Regions from separate parts of the Homo sapiens genome. Here all the other regions are linked to region 3. The links are chromatin loops, found by intact Hi-C in ENCODE. Cell type or tissue: CD4-positive, alpha-beta T cell. All regions are shown on one strand. Each heading gives the region's core, and the rest is flanking DNA. Links, peaks and the distances in the headings are about the cores only. Region 1 holds the start of SCAND3 (SCAN domain containing 3). Region 2 holds the start of ZKSCAN3 (zinc finger with KRAB and SCAN domains 3). Region 3 holds the start of ZSCAN12 (zinc finger and SCAN domain containing 12). Region 4 holds the start of TRR-TCG5-1 (tRNA-Arg (anticodon TCG) 5-1).

What was found. A loop is a pair of places that touch in the nucleus more often than their neighbours do. Peaks named below come from ENCODE experiments on the same cell type or tissue, not always from the same donor. Only the 100,000 strongest peaks of a DNase experiment are listed, where the experiment ranks them.
Region 1: a loop joins it to region 3, with 4 times the contacts of the local background. A loop is called at or near these places in 16 of 110 quality-filtered maps.
Region 2: a loop joins it to region 3, with 10 times the contacts of the local background. A loop is called at or near these places in 17 of 110 quality-filtered maps.
Region 4: it touches region 3 in a loop (3-fold over the local background); 14 of 110 quality-filtered maps call a loop at or near these places.

Annotation. Positions count from the first base shown.
Region 1 is chr6:28,584,149-28,589,513 of GRCh38, forward strand. SCAND3 (SCAN domain containing 3) reads right to left here and starts at 3,150. Exons shown (of 4, transcript NM_052923.2): 1 at 2,150-3,150. The coding sequence starts at 2,569. ZBED9-AS1 (ZBED9 antisense RNA 1) reads left to right here and starts at 3,230. Exons shown (of 2, transcript NR_186619.1): 1 at 3,230-3,584; 2 at 5,081-5,365. It overlaps TRQ-TTG2-1 (tRNA-Gln (anticodon TTG) 2-1), which reads left to right and starts at 5,231; the gene lies at 5,231-5,302. RefSeq lists enhancers at 2,770-3,646, 5,138-5,365. In CD4-positive, alpha-beta T cell, for the core only: no CTCF peak of the experiment used is centred there; a DNase peak (open chromatin) is centred at 3,183; H3K4me3 peaks cover 1,150 bases; H3K27me3 peaks cover 3,398 bases.
Region 2 is chr6:28,346,791-28,352,155 of GRCh38, forward strand. It overlaps ZKSCAN3 (zinc finger with KRAB and SCAN domains 3), which reads left to right and starts at 3,157. Exons shown (of 6, transcript NM_024493.4): 1 at 3,157-3,277. It also overlaps a transcript of ZSCAN31 not described here. RefSeq lists an enhancer at 3,092-3,451. In CD4-positive, alpha-beta T cell, for the core only: no CTCF peak of the experiment used is centred there; a DNase peak (open chromatin) is centred at 3,131; H3K4me3 peaks cover 1,682 bases.
Region 3 is chr6:28,396,798-28,402,162 of GRCh38, forward strand. ZSCAN12 (zinc finger and SCAN domain containing 12) reads right to left here and starts at 2,950. Exons shown (of 4, transcript NM_001163391.2): 1 at 2,860-2,950; 2 at 1,207-1,676. The coding sequence starts at 1,608. LOC105374998 (a long non-coding RNA gene) reads left to right here and starts at 3,022. Exons shown (of 2, transcript XR_926659.2): 1 at 3,022-3,110. RefSeq lists a silencer at 2,003-2,072 and an enhancer at 3,084-3,333. In CD4-positive, alpha-beta T cell, for the core only: CTCF peaks have their summits at 2,997 and 3,196; a DNase peak (open chromatin) is centred at 3,034; H3K4me3 peaks cover 2,030 bases; H3K27ac peaks cover 757 bases.
Region 4 is chr6:28,540,161-28,545,525 of GRCh38, forward strand. It overlaps TRR-TCG5-1 (tRNA-Arg (anticodon TCG) 5-1), which reads right to left and starts at 3,026; the gene lies at 2,954-3,026. It overlaps LOC107986586 (a long non-coding RNA gene), which reads right to left and starts at 4,837. Exons shown (of 3, transcript XR_001744073.2): 1 at 4,752-4,837; 2 at 4,183-4,272; 3 at 2,901-3,040. RefSeq lists an enhancer at 3,814-4,396. In CD4-positive, alpha-beta T cell, for the core only: CTCF peaks have their summits at 2,626 (motif pointing left) and 2,831; DNase peaks (open chromatin) are centred at 2,591, 3,021 and 3,781; H3K4me3 peaks cover 2,186 bases; H3K27me3 peaks cover 818 bases.

The DNA.
Region 1 (5,365 bases), core at 189-5,188, 190 kb after region 3:
TATAGGCAACCAATATCTTGAATGTTTGCTTTAAATAATAAGCTTTAAAGATTGCAATCACACCATGATTAAGGGGCTGCAGTAAAGAAGTTGTATTGGGAGGTAAAATGAGAACTGTGATATTTGAGGAAAGCTCAGTGACTACTGGAGGGTGGCTTGGTGTATCACTGAGAATTATAAGAATTTTAAAAGACAATTTTTTTCTCTTGCAATGTTTTATTTTTTTTTAATCTACAAAAAAATCACCCGAAAGATCAGAAAATATCTGCCCTGTCATCTAGTCTCTCTTGCTAGACCTGTAGTAGGCACCAAGGCTAGTCTTTACAATTCATTTTAAAGCTTATAGATTGGCAGAATGATAATCACAGGCTTTAGCTTTAAAATTCCACTGGCATTTGCACCCAGCATCACCATCAGTTGATCCTTTGTAGCCTTAAACCCCACAGTGTGTTTCTAGAGTACTTCCAGTCCTGCTTACTCCATTCTGGATCAATGCATCCAAATTCTCCACATATCCCCTTGAGGGCATCTGCTTCCAATAGAGACTGGTTTCATAAAAAGTAAAAATCTGAGCCAGGGGATGGCCTTCCTTATCAATCTAATTTCTTAATGAGGGGAAAATGTCTTTGCAGCTTCTTCATCTGCACTTACAGCCTCGTCTGCACAGACAGTTTAACACTGTGGAAAGTACAGTAGTTCTTGAAGATACTAAACCAGCCACTACTTCCACTAAATGAAGGCACTTCTGCGGGACTTCCATCTTTTTTTCTTAATGTCTCCATACATTGTGAAGGTATTTTCTTTAACTCTGAGAAAGACTGCATTGGATTGCTTCCTTGTTTGGTATTCAATCCACACACTTAACAAATGCTCCATTTCCTCCATTTCCTTATTCCTTGTTCCAACAGATTTCATAACACTGGCAGTTGTTCCAGCTAGATAATTTTATTTTTCCCATCATTGTCTCTAATTGTACATACATTTACTCCTTTATGCCAGTTGCATGACCAATCTCACAGTTTCTTTTCTTTCAAAACACTGTATAGTTTCAAACTTGTCTTCAATTGTTAAAGCTTTTCTTCTTTTATACTCACTAGCAGAAATTTTATCACAAGCACACTTCTATGGCACTTGCAAAACCCTCTGCTTGCTCCTTTTCTGGAATACAAAAAACTTTAGCAAAAAATACACAAAGATGGGAGGGAACAATGTAAATAAGTGCTTCCAAGACAGCCAGAGGAAGGATGTGGGGGCAAATGGGAATTATGTACAGTACTGTATGTATTCAGGACTTGCTGTGCTCAGCTACATCAGATACTCTGAATTCAGCTACTCCCACCTGGTGGCCCCAAACATCAACTTGCTGGGAAAACTCATACATGAGCTTACACAATTTCAGCATTATACTGACTCATTTCTGGCATACTGACCTCATTTTAAAAGATTTTGCATTCCAGAAACATGCGTTTTTAACAGATCAGACTGTATACATAAAGGGTTCACATTCTGAAAGAGTTCAGATAAATGTATGAATAGTATCACTAAAAAATATAAGAATGTCTGGCAATATCCACAATGTTCTAAAATTACTGTCAAAGAAGGCAAATATACTCCTTTAGAAACAACTCCACTGTAATGGCAAAAAGCTTTTAAAATTCTTCTAAAAATAATTTTGAGCTCAAAACATTTTACATACCAACTCTAGATACTGAAAAGAACCAAGGAAATCATGCAATTAGTATTTTCATTGTACAGATGAAGACATTAATGTCCCAGAGAAGGTGTAATATGCCCAAGGTTACACAGCTAATTAGTAACAGAGCCTAGATAGCTTCAAAAGACAGTAATTTTTTAAAAAAAATTTACTATTGTATATTTCTTTAATCTCATAGTCACTACATAAAATATATTTTCTACTGGTAAAAAATAGATCAAGCTTTTCCATTTGGTTAAATCATTTAATTATTTGTATCATACACAAAAACTGTTATCTCATATGCACGCATCTATTCATCTACACCAGTGATCAAATAAGAAATAATGCCCCAAACCAGGGTTTCCAACCACCAGCGCGAAATTACTCCCATTACTCCATTCTGGATCCATGCACCCAAATTCTCCACAGAAGATGGCACCTCCAATTTCTCACCTGCTGTCTAGGTTCATCAAGCTCCCTCTCCAAATCTTCCAGCAAAGTCACCACCTCTTCTCCACTCTCAGGATTATGCTCCCGCACCCAAGACTGGAGCTCCTCAGGCAGGATGGTCAGGAACTGCTCCAGCACCAACAATTCCAGGATCTGCTCCTTGGTATGTATCTCTGGGTTCAGCCACTGACGGCAAAGTTCCCGCAGTTGACTCAGAGCCTCCCTGGGCCCAGGTGTCTCCTGATAGCAGAACTGCCTGAAGCGCTGACGAGAGAGTTCCCTGGTATAAGACAAATTCCTACGTAGGGCTGATTCCTGATCCCAAGTGTGGTCTTCTTCTTTAACCTTTACTTTGATAATCTCCCCTTGTTCTTCTGGAGCCTGGCCAGCCAAGGCTGGGAAGACCCTAGAGACTGCTTCCATCCCGAGCTTAGACAGCTCAGGCAAAGGTTCTCTCCAGTTGGGGTCTAGGCAAATGGGTGATTTTACTTGAGCTCCTTTTTTGTTCTTGGTCAGGAAAGTTTTTGATATAAGAAAACACTCAACACAGGACAACTACAGACTCAGTTTAAAAGGACTTGTTTACGTGACAACACAGGGCAGTTACTCGGGCAATTCCATTGAAAGTGAAGCCATCCTCTGAAAAGACCAGAAATAGTGAGCACAGAGCGACTCACTAAAGCTTCAGGGTCACAAATTGAGCGGCAAGATACTTGCGAGACAGAAAACCGAGGTTATGACGGATACTTTGGCCCTAAATAAAGCCTGGGTGTATGAGCCTAGGCAAGGAAACGAAGATCGGAGCAGCCTGGGCGAGGGCGGAGAGGGAGAGGGGCTCACAAGCTGCCTGGGGAAGAGGCCCGATTGTCGCCGCGCACATGCACCCTTCCCTCGGCCGCAGCTCCCACCTCTGAGGAGCTCAGACCCTGTGGAACCCAGACTAGTGGGTCGAGGGAAACACTCTACAGCTCAGGTGGAGGTTCCGCAGACACACCCGCAGCTGTGCCCGTAGGTTCCGGCCGGGCCCGGTGAGCCACGCTCACTTCCGGTCCGCTCTAGGATTCCAGGTGGTGCCGTCTTCTCACTGGTTGTGCAAACACCTACGGTACCAGTAATTCTGGGGAGGCAAGTACTCTGGAAACGACGGAGAATTAACTCCGGAATTACCTAGTTATCTGGCATCACGGTGAAAAGAGTTCCACAGTGTGAGTAGTGCTGGAGTAGATGCTGCTGGTCTGTGTTTTCCTGTCACCGTGATAAACCATCGCTGGCACTCAGACCCGTGGTGCTCACCGCAGCGACCTGAAACAAAATGGAGAGGAGCATCCCTAAGGACTACCACGTCAGCGAATCTGTAGGATCGTCCCCCGCCTTTCCTCGTTAATTTCGGGCCACTTTCACCTTTCCCTTTCACCCTAAATCAGACTTAAAAAGAAATGTAAGAGTTAGTCCATTGTTTCCATTTTACGGATTAGAAAACCAAGACCACCGAGAATGAGCCTCAGTTGTTTAGTCACGGAGCACAGAGCCGTGACTAAACAACTGTGGGAAACTGGTCCCAGAAATCTAACAAAATCTGGACGGCTGATCAGCGCCTAGCGAATCACTGGAGTGGAGTAACCAGAACATTCTTTTCAAGCAGTCACTGGGTTCCTCCATACCTCTGGTAGCGCAGAGATGCCCAAGGAATATTTGTTGAATTGCTGCCTGGTTCCCTTCTCCATTCTCTGTTTCCTTCTGCTGTGGTCCTCATGTTGATTTCTCACATTTTGGCATTTCTGAGTAGAGAGTCTTTGAATAATCAGAACATCTCTTTTAGAAATCTCTAAATAAAAAAGAAATCTTACGCTTAGAGTCCGTGAATGGTCTTGAGTAAAATTCTGTATAAAATTTTTGTCTGTGTGCCTGTGTCATCCAACCCTGAAAAGATCATTTTCCCAGTCACTTTTAACGTGCTGAACTTATCTTTTGTTTCCCCCCCTAACTATCCTTTGCAATCAGGGATTCTACTACCTTTTTCTCATTCTGCAAGGCAGTGATCTCTGCCATGCTGAGCACAGTAGGCAGTTAACATGGAGTAAGCATGACTTCTAAGTCCTTTACTGACGAGCCTTACTGTTTTGTTTGTTTTGTTTTGTAGATTTGCATTTGTTAATTACTACAACAGTGATAGACACTTATAAAAAAAGTCAAATATTTAAAAAGTCAACGTGGCAAGAAGTGAAGTTTCTTCATCCTCAGTTCCATTCCTCAGAAAAATTGATGCCGAGTTTGTTGTATGTACCTCCAACCTATTTTTAAAATGTACATACAAAATTGAGTACAATATTATTATGTACAAATATAACTGAGTCACAATTATAACTCATTATAATTTGCAAAACTTAAATCATACTAGACTACAATTCACCAAGTTACTGGGCTTTTTTGGTTTGTTTTAAACTTAAATCCTCCCCCAGAAACTGCCAAGCCAACATGTGTTACATGTCTATCCCATTCTTTTTAGTGGCTGTAGAAGAGACTATTTTGATAGATATTGCTAAAAGATCTGCACCCCAGAGGGATGTTTATCGTGAGTCTCGCTAAAGTGTGTTAAGATCCTTTCCTTGCGCTGTGCTTTCCAAGGCCTTGGGAAGAGGTTGCTCTGTATGAAACATATTTTGTAAGATTTGCAAAAGTATGCTAGTATAGTGAAAATTAGTTAAGACAGCTTCCTCTCCCTACTCCAGCTTATCCTCAGATACATCATACAGGCCTTAGAGTACCCATAATTTTATGTTGATAACAGCTGTTCTTTTTCTTAAAGAGGACTTTCTAAATTGTTAAGTTTCAGACCTCACAAATCTGCCCCGGTTGATTTCTGGAAGCTAATTTATGCTCCCAACAAAAGCGCAGGAAAGAGTGAAGAGATCTCCCTGAATTTTATTTTGACAGTTACTCCTTCTTCAGCAGCAAAGCGTCAGCTTTCCTGTCAGCGTGAGTCTCACTGAAGCCTGACCTAACTCTTTCGGATCGGAACTAGAAAGTTTATTATCAAGGAGGTATTTAACCACGACTATACTTACCTACTGTACCCTTGTGGTTGGTCCCATGGTGTAATGGTTAGCACTCTGGACTTTGAATCCAGCAATCCGAGTTCGAATCTCGGTGGGACCTTTCAAAGGTGAACGTTTTACAGTTCCTGGCTTGGCCTCTGAATGTGGGAAAAATTCGTTCCTC
Region 2 (5,365 bases), core at 274-5,273, 50 kb before region 3:
GAATCTAGAATGGATAGTAGAGGAGAGAGACAGTAAATATCCTTTATGACTTTAAGATATGCTACAACACTAGGAACTGTAAATCTTTCTACTAATCTATTCTTATAAATTTCCTCAGAAAGAAAGAATAATTCTGGAATAGTTATTTCCATTTCTTACTATACCAAACGAACAGGAGAGTAGGTAGCTGATGTCTCTTAATTGAGCCTGTCTCTGGGAATTTTCCTTGGTCAAAAAGTTGCCTCACAGAAGGTTACCTTCCTTCCACCTTATACCCCTTACATCAAGGCAAGGCAATTCTTAAGGACTGTCCCATCCCTTGAGCTCCTGAGAGGATCAGCTGGAGCCTCTCTTGTAACTGCACCACAGTTCAACTACTCTGCCTAGCCCTATTTCTTTAACTTCTTGTGTTATTCCTGAAAGCACAGCTCAGTAAAATTCTTGCTTAAAAATCCCAGAGTAACCTTATCTCTGATACCCTCTCTTGTTCACTCCACCTCAGCCAATCTGGCTCCCTTGCTGTTTCCTCTACCGGGAACACTTCCTTAGATATGCACAGGGCTAACCCCTTCATCTCCTTCAGATCTTGGCCAGAATGTCACTAGACTTACACCATCTTATTTGTATTGCAGTTAGCCCCCTCTCATGCCAGGACTTCTGATCTCTCTACCCTGATTTTCTTCTTTTTCTTCCTCTCCTTCCCCTTTTTAAAAATCGCAGTGCTTATCAACTTCCATTCCAGTTTATGTATTTATTTATTCTGCTTAATTCTTTTGTTTGTTTTTGTTTATTATTATTATTTTTTTGGCTCAGTCTCCCCTGGAACATTAGCTCTATGAGAACAGGGGTCTTTACCTTTTATTGCCCTTGTTATATCCTGAGCATCTAAAGCTATGTCTGGCCTAGACTAGTCAATTAACATTTTTGTTTATGTACAAGAGCTCCTACAGGGTAAGTACTTTGAAGCTGCTGGGCCAATGTGTGTATCATTTTCAGGTTTACCATATATTTCAACTTTACTATATATTTCAAAATTGCTTTTTTAGATGAGTGTACCAATTTATAGTCCCAGCAACTGTGTATGACAGTCTCAAAATTTTCACATTCTTATCAGCAAATGTTATTACTCAGGTGTTGGTATAAAATGATTTAAAATTTGCCTTTATTTAATTGCTAATGATTAACTGTATATGCTATGTTTATTGGTCATTCGAGATTCCTCTCTGGGAATTGCCTGTGCATATTTTTTGCCATTTTTTTTCTGTATGATTGTTGGCTTTTTTCTCTCTTATTCATTTGTAGATGTTTATTATATATTCAGTGGACTGATCCTTTGTTGACTATATGTGTTGCAAATATCTTCTCCCAACCTTTTAATTTAATTGTCTTTACCATTAGTTTCTAGTATCTTTTGATATAGTTTTAATTTTTAATGAGGTCAAATTTATTTATTGTTTTCCTTATAGTTTGTATGTTTATGCAGTTTAAAAGAAATCTTGTTTTACTTGAGCTCATAAAAAAATGATTCTATAGAAGCAAACTTGTGAATAGAAAAAAGAGCAATTATTCTAAATTTTCTTTTAAAAGTCTGAAAGTTAGCTGACTGGAATTGATTTTTTGTGCAACATATAAAGTAGAAACCCAATTTTATTTCATTTTTCCATTTAGATATCCAAATATTACAGTACTATTTGTCAAGTAGCTCCTTTATTCCTCACTGATTTGTAATGCAATTTCCACCATATATCAAGCATCCACACATACATGTTTGTTGCTCAGTCCTCAGTTCTGTTTCATTGGTCTATTTGTCTGTAGTTGTGCCAATACTATATTGTCTTAGCTGCTATAATTTTATAATAAATTATATAGGGCAAGTTTCTGCAGCTCCTTCATTTGTTTTAAAAATGTCTCGGATTCGTGACTCTTTCATTATTCCATATACATTTAAAATCAACTAGTCAAGTTCCACTGAGCACAATTGGAATCTTGATTTGCTTTGTACTGGATTTGTGTATCAATTTAGGAAGGAATGATATCTTTATGATATTGAGTTCTCATATATATAGGTGTATATACATGTCTCATATACAGGTGTATACACATGTCTTATATACATAGGTGTATATACATGTCTTATACATAGGTGTATATACATGTCTCATATACATAGGTGTATATACATGTCTCATATACATAGGTGTATATACATGTCTCATATACATAGGTGTATATACATGTCTCATATACATAGGTGTATATACATGTCTCATATACATAGGTGTATATACATGTCTCATATACATAGGTGTATATACATGTCTCATATACATAGGTGTATATATATGTCTCATATATAGGTGTATATATATGTCTCATATATATAGGTGTATATATATGTCTCATATATATAGGTGTATATATATGTCTCATATATATAGGTGTATATATATGTCTCATATATATAGGTATATATTTCAACTACTTATCCCTAATGAATAAAGTTACTAATGTTTCCATTCAGGTATCTTTTGTAAGTATTTGCTTCTGTGATAGATGTCTTTTAAAAATTCTATTTTTATAATTTTGATGGAGAATGTGATTGTGAACATGAATTTTAAAAAGTCCAGCCAACTTGCTAAACTCTCTTATTAATCATCATAATTTGAGTGTTAGATTATCTTGGATTTTTTATGTAAACCACGCAGCATGTTCCTTAAAATTTATGTATTTAGAATTCATATTCTAATTAGGCAATGCAATCAACTCTAAAATTAAAAGTACATTTAAAACATGCACCCTAACACTTTCCTTCTCACTCTTGTCCCCGTTTTCACTCAGTTTCTGACCGTTCACCTCTCGTAGGTAACCACCATTATTAATTTTCCGATTTTTCCAGGGCTTCTTTGTGCCACACACGCACACATAATTTAGATTCTTTTTACTCTCTTCTATTCGCAAATATAGCAAATTATGAAAATAATTCTGCACCTTGCCTTTCTCCCTTAGTTATAGCTGGAAAAATAAAAATTTAAAAGCCTCTTTAATAGCAAAAGGGGAGGGGACACAAGGTGCCGAGCTAGCAAACGACAGAGTCTGTCAGGGAGGTGGCTAGAGAGGCCCGGAAGTGGCTTCTGTGCCCCGCCCTGCGGGTGGTTTGCTAGTTTCAAGCACTTTGTGAGTATGGGGTGAATCGGCGTCGGCCTTCCACTGTGGGGTTAAATCTCATCCCGCGGCTCTCCTCCTGTCGGTCCTGCAGTTCTTTTGTCCCCGGGTAGAGGTGCGTTTGCAGGAGTATGTGTGTGTGTGTGTGTGTGTGTGTGTTTGTGGAGAGAGGCCCTTCCCTCCCCAGTTCCTGCAGCCTCGGCTCCCAAGGAGGGAGACCCCTGCGAGAAGCCGTGGGGGAGGGAAGGGCGCTCTGCGGCGGAATGAAGTGGTCCTCGGCGTTCCTGCGTAGAGCCCAATATGGGTGTCCCTTGTTTAGGGCCGTTACCGAGTGTCCGGGTCGGTTCTTGAGGGTATTTGGAGACGGGATGCATGGGTCACATAGACAAGCCTCGAGAATGGGAGCCGTTACATTTTTGCACTGCCTGGTAACAAGGTCAGTTTCAAGGTCTTTAAATTATTCTGTGGTACTGGCCAAGAGCCAGAACGTTGGAGTCAGATTACCTGGTTCAAATCCTGCCTCTGCCACTTACTGGCTGTGTGACTTTTCACTAGTTCCTAAGCTCTCTCTCTGCCTCATTTTACTATTTTGTAAAATGGGGATAATATTCCCTAACTCACTGGGTTGTTGTGAGGATTGAATGCATTCGTATGGGTAAGGTGCAGAGTAAGCATGATTTAAAGATTTGCTTTTATTAGTGGTACTATTATTATTTATAACTATGATGACACATTAGTGACTGGCTTTTGTACGGTTGCTTTCAATTTTACTGTCATTCATCAATTCACTTTGTAATGGATGATTTCTATATTTTAGGAGGGAAAAATAAGATACTCTGAAAAAGAGCCTATCCCAAAGCAAAGACCAAAACTGGTTTGTGTTGGACGTTGTGATACTCAAACTCTCAAAGGCTTTAAGACTCGGGGGTACCTTTTCCTTGGCTGGAGATTAGGAGGAACAATAGAAGTTTTTAATAGTGAAAAAGGACTAGGACCCCTGGTTTTTGCAAAAATCTGATGTCCTGCTTAGTGCTGGAGATCCACCAGTTTTCGAGCTTCCAGGAACGCCCTAGCCTGAAACTGGCTTCATACTAACACCCTTCATTTCAACCCAACTTTTACAGGGTTAGCTCTTTCATAGACTTGTAACTCTTTTCTGTTAATGAGAAACTTTCCTTTCCTTATCTTCAGTATATTTACTGATTTGATAAATACTTTGTGTTGGCAACCAATTTCCCAATCTTGTGCCTTCCCACTGTGATCAGTTTGGCTCAGATCCAAGTAGGGGCCAGGTAGTGAAACCTAAATGGAGTTTGTGGAATAAATGATATAAATGTATCAGTGTTGTTTTCCTGCCATAGACTTCCTCCCTTCCCCACCGTGGACACCCTCCTCATTCCACTTGGGCTCCAGATTCACTCTGGGTTGGGCTGTGGCTCTCTCTCGCCTTCCTTGACCCTACCTTAATGCTTTTTGGCTGTATTATTCAGGAAGGAAAGAAGTTAGGACATTGTTTAATTTTCTAAAATTTTGGAGAGAAATTTAAACACATTTAATTGTAGAGAGAATGTTACAATGAACACCAATATAACCATGACTCAGCTTCAGCCATCATCTTTTGGTCATTTTCTTTCATTCTTCTTTTCCCTCCTTTCCACTCTCTTTCCTTCCCTTCTCCTCCTCCTTCCCTTTTGTCTCCCTCCTTCCCTTTTACTTCCTCCCTCTTTCCCTCTCTCCTTTCTTTCCCTCTCCCTCCTTTCTTTGTCTTCCTTTCCTTCCCTCCCTCTCCCCCTCTTTATCTCTTTTTTTTCCTCATTTCGTCCCTCTCTTCTCTTTCATTTTATAGCAAATTGCAGATGGAAACATTTTAGTTCACTCACAAGTACAAGTACTTCAGTGTCAATTTCTTATATACAGGGACTTTTATCTTAATATAATCATAGTATCATGATCACACGCAAAAAAATTGACAATAATTCCTTGATATCATTATCTTGATTTTCAAATAATTGTCTCAAATATTTCTAGAGTTTTTTTTTTTTACAGTCTTTTTACAGTTGTTGTTTTCAGTGGGGTCCGAATATGGTTCACCATTTGCATTTATTTGATAAGTCTGTTCAGTCTTCTAATCTATGACAGTTCCCATTCCCTCCCACTCCTTTTGGTAAAAATGCCATTTATTTGTTGAGGAACTTGAACCTTC
Region 3 (5,365 bases), core at 206-5,205:
TTTCACCATGTTGCCCAGGCTGGCGTTGAACTCCTGACCTCAGGTGATCCACCTCCCTTGGCCTCCCAAGCGCTAGGATTACAGGCATGAGTCACCGTGCCTGGCCTCATGATCCTATTTCAAACTTAGATATTTTTGCCACATGTTCCTACCCTCTCTATTGCATTTTGTATCACAGTGCTAGATTATACTTCTGTTTCATTATTTCCCTAAGTTTCAAACTCTTTATACCGGGGTTTCCCAGCATTGGCTCTACTGACATGTTCCTAGCATTGGCTCTACTGACTTTGTTGTCTGGGGCTGTCCTGTGTGTTTTAAGAGGTTTAGCATTAGCCTTGCCCTCTCTACCCACTAGATACTAGCAGCACCTCCCCGAGTGATCCACTAGATACTAGCAGCACCTCCCCAAGTTATAACAACCAAAAATGTCCCAAGACATTGCCAAATGCCCTCTGGTGCACAAAATTGGCACTGGTTGAGAACCACTGTCTCATTTTAGTATTAAAAACAAAACAAAAACGTTCTACATAATTTGGTTCTCTTTTACATCTTACAATTAGTAAAGCTCATTTAGACTCAAGGAGAAAAGGTTAGGGGCATCTGTCCTACAGAATAAAATCTCAATTCCAGAGGTTGAGATTCAAGGTCCTGGACACTATCTCAACTCTGCTATTTGGAATTCACCTTTCCAACCTAACTGGGCTTTCTGCTACTCAAAGAAACACAGATTCCCCACCCTGCTCTCCTCACTAACTTTCCATTGTACTCCCACATCTCATTCCCCTGAAATAGTTAATGTCTTCATTTTAAAACCCTGTAATGGAGTCAGAGCAATGGATATATCTGCAAAACCTTAATTCTTAATTATTTGTATTGTGCAACAGAGTGATGCCCCTCCAAGAGACTGCTTCCCATCCTGCTACTGTCATCTCTTTGATACTTTCTCTTGTCTTAGAAGTTTTCTAAGATGAGCAGCATGTTTATCAAACAGAATTTTGTAGCTTAATAGAGAAATATAAAATCCTTCCACAGAAAAGTTATAAATAAGTTGGGACCACATTAGCCAACTTTCCGTGAAACTCATGCCCCTTTCTGATGCACCAAACTGTCAAAAACATGCTTTGTGAAAAAATGGCTGTTCTTCACTCTGGCCTAGAAATCCACAATTTATGTTTTCTCAAGCAGAAGTCACATCTTTTTTCTCACCTGCTCTCCTGGTTCATCCAGTTCTCTCTCTAAATCCTCCAGCACAGTCACCACCTCCTCCCCACTCTCTGGATGCTGCTCCTGCACCCAGGCCTGGAGCTCCTCAGGTAGGATGGTCAGGAACTGCTCCAGCACCAGCAGCTCCAGAATCTGTTCTTTGGTGTGGGTCTCTGGCCTCAGCCACTGATGGCAAAGTTCTCGGAGTCGGCTCAAAGCCTCACGGGGACCAGATGTCTCCTGGTAGCAGAACTGTCTGAAGTACTGACGGAAGACCTCTCTGCTATGGGTGTTGTTTTTACGCAGGTCCCAATCCTGTCTGGTGGTATATTTCTCTTCCTCTATCTTTACTTCCAAAGGTTCATCCTGGTCCATGTGGGCCTGGATAGCCCAAGTAGATGCCATTTTAGCTGTGCTAGAACTACCGGTGTTTCAAGTAAGATCTCACCTGGAAACTGTATTCCTGGACAGTCCTGAAGAATAAGCCATCATTATTAATACAAACTCCACCATAAAGTAAAACTGCAAATTCTGAGAACTTAACTATGACCTTTGAAATCTGACCTCCGGATTAATGTACAATACTTACTCAGAAAAATACTCTGATAGAAAAGACTTAAGATTAGACCGATTTAGGCCGGGCACAGTGGCTCACGCCTGTAATCCCAGCACTTTGGGAGGCCGAGTCGGGCGGATCACGAGGTCAGGAGATCGAGACCATCCTGGCTAACATGGTGAAACCCCGTCTCTACTAAAAATACAAAAAAAAAAAAAAAAAAAAAATTAGCCGGGCGTGACGGCGGGCGCCTGTAGTCCCAGCTACTCAGGAGGCTGAGGCAGGGGAATGGCGTGAACCCGGGAGGCGGAGCTTGCAGTGAGCCGAGATCGCGCCACTGCACTCCAGCCTGGGCGACAGAGCGAGACTCCGTCTCAAAAAAAAAAAAAAAGATTAGACTAATTTAAAGAGAAAGACTGAGGAAAGGTGCCAAGTTGTTTCAGGACTTAAGAGTAAGACTTGTTGGTAAACTTATTCTCATTTGGTCCTAAATGAAAGACAAATGGAATAAAACTAACATTTAGATCAAGTAAATAATAATAACAAAAGGTTAGGACATCCTTGATTAGTTACTTTTATCTTTTGAATGTCCAGATGTCTGGTGGAAACCATGAAATCACAAAAGCTACAGTCATGTAAATTTATTTCTTCAGGGACTTAATCTTTCTGCTCCTCATTCTTCATTTATAAAGTGAGAAGGCTGAAGAGGTTACTCTTTAAGGCTTCCCTCTAACCTCGTGGTCTGTGATTATAATCTGAAGTGAGGAAGGCCCAGGAAAGGGTCCCTAGGACGCCGGCGAGCGTCTGTGACCCACCACTGTCCAGAAATGTCGGTAAGCGCTGAACCCAAGGATACACAGCCCGAAGCAAACGCGGAAGGTATGGGCCTTACAGCCTGGAATTGCTGCAGAGACTGGGAGCCAAACCCTCATCCTAATGTCCCAACGCACTTTGGGGAGGGAGAGCTTCCCGCGGATCCGCCTGGGTTTGGGAGGACCGGGGTCCACTCTGCACCGGCCAGGGCCTGAGGGGCCCAGCAGCTGGAATACAGCAATCTCCCGCCCACCTGCTCGCAGCGTACAGAGCACAACATCGCTCACCTGCGGCCCCCAGGGCCAGAAGAGAACTCCCTCCTACGGAGCGAAGGCAAGAGGCCTCGAACCCTTTTGGGACCCGGAACCCATCAAAAGTGACCCACAAAGGCCGGAAGCGGCCACGGGGGGTCTAAGAACCAGCCCGCGCGGGGCGCACTTCCGCGGCCGCTCTAGGAAGGGAGCGAAAGGGGCTTTCAACTCGGTAGTGTTTCCGCGCGTCTACGTGAGAGGAAGGTTGATGGCTTTCAGGCCCGCTGGTAAATGGAACGGGTTTATCTTCTCCTCTTCTTTACCCAGCCATTGTCCACACTTCCCCCGACCCGATGGGTGGTCGAGGCTTGTAGAACTGATCTTAAGACAGGGAAATCCCTTGCGTCTCCATTCACTTTGGGATTCTGTGTCTCTGAGGTTAGAGATGCCTCAAAGGGATGTTCTCCGGGGGACCTTCCCAAATCCGCGCTTAGCGGTGGCGAAGGGACTTCTTCCACACAGACTTCTCAAGGGCCAGCCGGCTGGTTTCTGCCGGCTCTTTCGCCATCCACGATTCTTTTGATGTTCTCTTTTATGTGCTGATGTATGATTATATGTCAGAAAACCCGGTTCAATGGAAAAACTATAAAAAAAGGATAATTTAGTAAAATAGCAAGATATAAAGTTAACACACTAAAATCAACGACCTTCATATATGTGAATAATCAATGATAACGAGTTACGAGATATAATGGAAGAGAAGACCATATTTACAAGAGCAGCAAAAAAGTGAAACTAGGAATAAACTTAACAAGAAATGAACAAAACTTCTATGGGGAAAGCTTTAAAACATTCCTAAAAGGCCAAGTATACATTTAAACAAACAGAAAGCGATATGAGGTTCTTGGAAAGACTCAAAGAGGTCAGTCCTCCCTAAATACGTATGCAACTGTAGTATTCCAACAAAAATATCAACAAATATTGTTCTGGAATTAGATAAACTGATTATAAAATTCATGTGGGGAAATAAGAATAGCCAGGAAACCCATGAAAAAGAAAAATGGTGAGGGTCAACCTTATCAGATACTGGAACATACCCATATAATTTTAGTGTATTAACAGAGAGAAAGAATAGACCAGAAATGGATCCAGGTATGTAAGGATATTGAGTAAATGATGAAGGTGACACCACATATCAACAGGGAAATGAAGAACTTAGAAGTTGTGCTGGGATGATAACCGTTTGGCAAAGGTAAAACTGGATTTGTATTTCCCACCACACATCACAATAGAGATAAATTCTAAATGGATCTGAGATCTAAATATAAAAAATCCACCTATACATGTATTAGAAGAAAACATGAATAATAATTCTAACACGTGGGAATAGGGAAACATTATCTAACCATATGACTCAAAATCTAAAACCCATAAAAATAATAAATCTGGCTACATGAAAATAAAATGTATTGCTTGTCAAAAAAAAATAAGGAAAGAAAAAGGCTTGCAACATATCACAGGCAAGGGCTAGTTTTCCAAATACCTAAAGAGCTCCTAAAAGTTGAGAATAACCAATAACCCAATAGAGAAAATGGCCAAAAGAAATAAATAGTTGACAGAATAAGAAATGCTAGCAGCCCTCAAACATCTGTAAATATGTTCAACTTCACTCAAAATATGAACATACAAATTAAAAACTATGCTGACTGAGGCACCGTTAGTCATCAGATTGGCAATGGTACAAAAGTTTGACAGCATGCTCTACTCATGAGGAAGGAGAAACTCTTAACATTCTAGTGGGAATGCAAAATGGTACAACCCATAGGTATGAAAGATAATACTATACAGCAAAATTATATATGTAAGTTTACCCTTTGTTCCTGCAATACCACTTCTAGAAATCCATCTCAAAGATACTTTGACAAAAATATGAAGTGACACACACACAAGATTAAATGAGATCAGGAGAGGCCTGATTTTTAAAATGCCAAATATGAGGGGATGAAATTGAGAAATTCTCAGGAGGAAAAATGGATCAGGGCTTCATCATTGATTATGTGGGGGATAAGAGAACCAAAAAAAAAAAAAAAAAAAGCCTGGTATCGTCAGAGGATGGTGGTCCCTCCACCAAGACAGGGGACACTAAATGACAAGTAGCATTTTGAGAAGAAATTTATGAGCACAGCTTGGCCATGTTAAGTTCGAAATCCTAGGAAGCATTACACTGTAGATGTTGCTATTTGTTAATGGATTGGTTTAGGGATTTGTGGGTCTAGGAGTCATGAGAAGAGAGTTAGCTTGAGATCCATATTTTGGAGCCTTCCACCTTTCAGTAATGGTTAAAATGATTAAGATATCTCATGAAGTGTGTGGTGCTAAAAAACAGCCTAGGACAGATTTCTGGAGTGCCCTTTGCCCCCTACTGCCAGCCCTATAGATTCTTCTTTCAGGGCGTCTGCGGAGAAGGGAGAGAGAGATCCCTCCTCACACCGTGCCAGGGCTCAAATCTCACCTGAAGCCGTAGAACATCTCAGAAAACAAC
Region 4 (5,365 bases), core at 129-5,128, 140 kb after region 3:
AGACAGTCATACTTGGTAGCTTGTTTCCAGTTTGCCTAATATTTTTTTCAAGAAAATTCCATAACGGACAATTCTTATGTGTCACATACTTGTCATCATGGTGGCTAGAAGCAGAGTATACAGTTCTGTTTTCCAGAAATTCCTGAGTAGCTTCCCACCAGGCAAGATACCAGAATCAGGCAAAAAAAATTTTCTTTTTTGCTTTGGATTTTAAACTAAATCTGAACAGAAAGCAGCATCTGTGTATTTTATTTAGAAATGTTTCCTTTGATAGAAGGAAGAGTTGAAAATGACAATTGAACAATGTCATAAATTATGACAGAAAGAATTTCCTGTCTAATTTATTAGTCAAACTATCAATCAAAACTGAGTATGTTATAAAGCCATTTGTAGACAGAGTCACCCTCTCAGAAAATTCCTAGAGGTTATTCTCCATCAAAATGATACAACACTAAAAAAAGGAAAACATAAGGGTCCAAAACAGGAAGAAGGCAAAGTATATCCCAGGTCGGTGGAAGAAAAGCCCCAAGAAGACACCTGTGTAACATGCCTAGAGAACAACCAGTCCAGATTGAAGCAGGGATACAAAGGCTCCAGAGAGGAGACCACTAAGGAAAATATTAAAATTGATAGGTTCTTTGAGGTATTTCACTATATTGAGAGTTGCTTAAATTCAAGGAAAATCAGTTGAGAATGAATTGGTTACATGATCATAAAAGATAAAGAAAAAGTAAAAGGCAGTTAATAACTTTGCAGAAAACTAAAAGGCACATAAGAAATATAATCATAGTACTATATAGCACAGCTGTGAATAATTTTTTATAACCAATAAACCCTGAATTTAGAATTATGATGAAATTAAGTAGGAAGGATGAGGGAGGGGAAATATATATGCAGGGATGAGTAATGTATGAGAGGTACCTCCAGAGATTGACTTTCAACATGAAGTGAAAAGAGCTCTGCAGACCAGCTTCCAAGTGAAACTGGTGAAAATTATTTTTTTCAAATCAACCATTTAAAAGTCTCTGGCAAAGTGCTGGCCGTAGTAGCTCACGCCTGTAATCCCAGCACTTTGGGAGGCTGAGGCGGGTGGATCACGAGGTCAGGAGTTCGAAGCGAGCCTGGCCAGCATGGTGAAACCCTGTCTCTACTAAAAATACAAACTTATCTGGGCACGGTGGTGGGTGCCTGTAGTCCCAGCTATTCAGGAGGCTGAGGCAAGAGAATTGCTTGAACCTCAAAATAATGATAATGAATGAAAGAATTTTTTTAAGAGTCCATACTGTATGATCCCACTCACATGAAATTCTGAAAACTATGAACATGTAATGATGGAAAGCATATCTGGTTGTAAGAGGGGAACAGGGCTTACAAGAGGGCAGGAGGAAGCTTTTGGGGGTGATGTCTATGTTCATTATCTTTATTGTACTGGTCGTTTCATGATTACACATGTTATACATATATGATTGCATATATGTGTAAAACTTACACATAGTTTAAACTTGTGCAGTTTATTGCATGGGAATTATGCCTCAATAAAACTGTTTAGAGTACATTGTCTGGAAAAATATCATGAAGCCATTCTGCAAGTATAGTTGTGGGTCTTTTCCCTCTTTTTTCTTTTTTCTATACTATGGAGGAGATCGTGTCTTGTTGGATTTCTTGTTTGTTTGTTTTTGTTTTGAGAAGGGGTCTCAGTCTGTCGCCAGGCTGAAGTGTAGTGGTGCGATCTCGGCTCACTGCAACCTCCGCCTCCCGGGTTCAAGCGATTCTCCTGCCTCAGCCTCCCCAGTAGCTGAGATTACAGGCGCCCGCCACCACGTCCAGCTAGCTAATTTTTTCTATTTTTAGTAGAGAAAGGGTTTCACCATATTGGCCGGGATGGTCTCAGTTTCCTGACCTCGTAAACCCTGGGTAAGTGATGGGACATGGGGTTTTCTCAGTAGGAAGATGTTTGACAACTTTTTCAATTTATTTCGTAGTTTAACTATTCATTATTGCTATTCCTTCTTGAATCGTACTTAATAGTCATGTCGTCCTAATAATTTCTCCATTTCATAAAAGTATTCAAATGTATTTGGCCAGATTCTTTCCCCTTTTGTTTTGTTTTAACGTTTACTGGTTTAATTTTTTTTGTTGTTCTATTTTTTATATCTTCCTGACCAGACAATTGTTTTGACTTTCACTGGTTTATTATAAAGGGCATTACAAAGGCTCTCTTTCGCCTTTTGGAGAAACTGCTTCCTCTTCTTCAAGATCTTTTCCTGGCTCGCCTCTTCTCCTGTTTTCAGGTCTCTGTTAACACCTTGGTTCCTCAGATATTGCGGACAGTCTAATTCGCCCCGCGACGTGAGGGAGAACCCAGGAGCGGGCTCCGGTAGAGAAAGAAGCTTCCGGTCAACGACCACATCCACCTGAATCATGAGCAGGTTTTAAGGCGTGTGTTTCTTCAGCTCCTCTAAATTTTAGAAAGGGGGCGATATTTAAACTGACCTCAAAAAGACAAGGCTCTCAAGTTACACTCTTTTGTGTGTCTGCGAGTCAAACTTGTAGCGCCTACTGGGGACCAGTGGAAACGTGATGGTCGCCCCCTGCGGGACCAGGTGAATAAAGCTCCTTAAGATGCATTCAACTGAGTTCCCTGAGCCCATTCAACAGGCGGGAAGAGGATACTCCCGGACCAGGGCTCACGCTTTCTCCATCCCACCCCGGACTCCAGGCACCTGTGTGCCAGCCTGGCCAAGCGTTTCCTCCAAAGTACAAACAGCTGAAAGGTGGTGTGCTGGCCCCACCTGAATCACTCGCAACTCCAAAGAGGTGTGTGATGCAACTTCCCATTTCCACGGGAAAGGACTGCAGAGAATTCACGTTCACTTTCGGAAATTAATTGGATGCTATAATTTTGTGGTGTGGGAGGTTGTGCAGTCTTGTTTTAGAGTGAAAAAGGGAGAATCAACCACGAAGGGATTCGAACCCTCAATCTTCTGATCCGAAGTCAGACGCCTTATCCATTAGGCCACGTGGTCCCATGGCTTAGCAACTGCAAAAAATATGAGAAATGTTGTAAGATTGGCTATTAACCTGGATTTTATATATATATTGTATGGTTCTACTTATATGACATGATTTCTGTTGTTAACCTAATTTCAAAGATAGTGTAAATTATACAAAAGCTAAATAACTTGCCAGTGTCACACAATAACAAGGTAATGCAAAGTGAGTATTTGGATTTTCTCCAAACTCCTACCCTTAACTTGACACCAAATGTTACACCAAATTTTGCACATGCACCACGTTGCTTCTCTCAGCTGGTGACAAAAAGTTGTAAAGAAAGGGAAAAAGAAAAGCATTGAATGTCTCTCTATAATCACTACTACACATGATCAGTTTGCATTCAGCATTGAGACCCTCTGGAAATAAATGAAAATCACCAGGTGAACGAGAAAGACCCCCTCAGGCGACCTTCTCAGCTTGGCGTCCAATTCAGCTGCAACAGCTGCAATTAGCATTAAATAGAGGCATCTTCCTAGGCCTGGCTCCGCTTGGTAACCAAAACTAGGCCCTGCTGAATAGTCTCTAGTGAGACGTTTGTTAAAAGCCCAAGAGTATAGCGGGCACTTAGAGAATAATGTAGAAAATGCGTATCATCTTGTGCAACCACTCGGTGGTGGCGCTGAGTGGTAGAGGGGGCAGGAGCCAGGCTTTAGGCCCGGAAAGTTGCAGTTCGAACCACTTCGTAGTGGTTGTTTTCATTTCAGTTCTTCATTTGACCCAGCCATCCTTGACTGGCAGCATTCTGACCTCCCACTAGTGATGTGCCGGTGGGAAACACACAGGAAGGAAAGGCGCGCGCGAGGCCTGCCCCCGGAACGAACGACGCCTGCGTGGACACCCTCCTGTGAGTGCCGGAGGCGTGGTGAAAGCAACGGGGTGCATTTGGTGGTCTCATTCCCCATTACTGGGAACTCTTTGAGAGCCTGATTTGAGTCTTTATGGGACCTCCCTCTTCATCCTGGCTTCCGGCTCTCTCAAAGTCTGTTACACAGATTTTTCATATTCCAGAAGGGCTGGAGAAACATATATTTACTGAAAAGCTCTTCTATTCAGCAACTGCATCCTGAGGAGGCTGCGCTCTCTTTCTCTTGCCCTCCACGAAAGCACCACCCGGATTCTCTCACCCACCTGGTCAAAGTGTCAGCTTGCAGGGATCTGTTCTTAACCCAGCCTGAAGGGGTTCAGTGAACACCTAGGAACCAAACTTACTCTTGAGACCTAAAAGATAAGAAAGAATTAGTTTCAAAAGAAAAAAAGTGCAGAAAGAGGCTGCACGTTGTGGCTCACGCCCGTAATCCCAACACTTTGGGAGGCCAAGACGCGGTAGGGGGGTGGGGGAGTGGAGGGGAGAGTTGGAGGGGGAAGTTGGAGGGGGGAGTTGGAGGGGGGAATTGGCGGGGGGCGGGGGGGGATTGCCTAAGGCCAGGAGTTTGAGACCATCCTGGGCAACATAGCGAAACTTCTCTCTCTCTTCTCTCTTAAAAAAAAAAAAGCCAAATAGATGATCCAGCAGATGGATCAGTATGTGCAATGGTATAAAAAATTTTGCCCAATTAATTTGAAAATTAAAACAGTAAATTCTGCAAAAGTTATCAGTTATGAAATTCGATTCAAGAGGAAATAGCAAGTAACTGTTACATAAATTGAATAGTCAAAAATTGTCCTACAGAGAAAGTCCTAAACCCAGATATTTTCACCTGAAAGTTCTTCAAAACAATCCAGGGAGAATAATTTCAATTGGATACAAACTTTTCCAAACGTAGTGACAGAGGGAAGACTTTTCACCTCATTTTCACCTTCATCCTAATACCAAACCAGAAAAAGACAATGAGAGAAAGAAAAATCACAGGTCAATCTCATTAACGAACATAAAATCAGAAATAATAATAATAAAAAAAAGCTGAATCCACCAATGTTTAAAAATCATAACAAATCCAGATTTATACCAAAAGCAGGATGTCAATTTAACGTGAGAAGAACAGTGTTATGATTCAGTACATTAAGAAATTAAAGGAAAAAAATAAGTTCACCTCAAAAGAGGCAGAAAAACATTGGATAAATTTCACTGTCTGCTCACAATGCAACTGTTAACAATCTAGAAATAGAAGGAAATTTCTTTTACTTAATTTTTAAAAGATAAAAATAATCTACAAAAAACAACTCTTAAAGGTAAAAAGTTTAAAACACTTTACTTGAGATTGGGACTACAAGTGGTATACCAGGAATTGCGACTTCCATTCCTTCCCAGACAAAAGGAAAGTTAAAAAGTTATAATTCTTAGAAAGGAAGAAACAGAACTATCTTTTCTTTC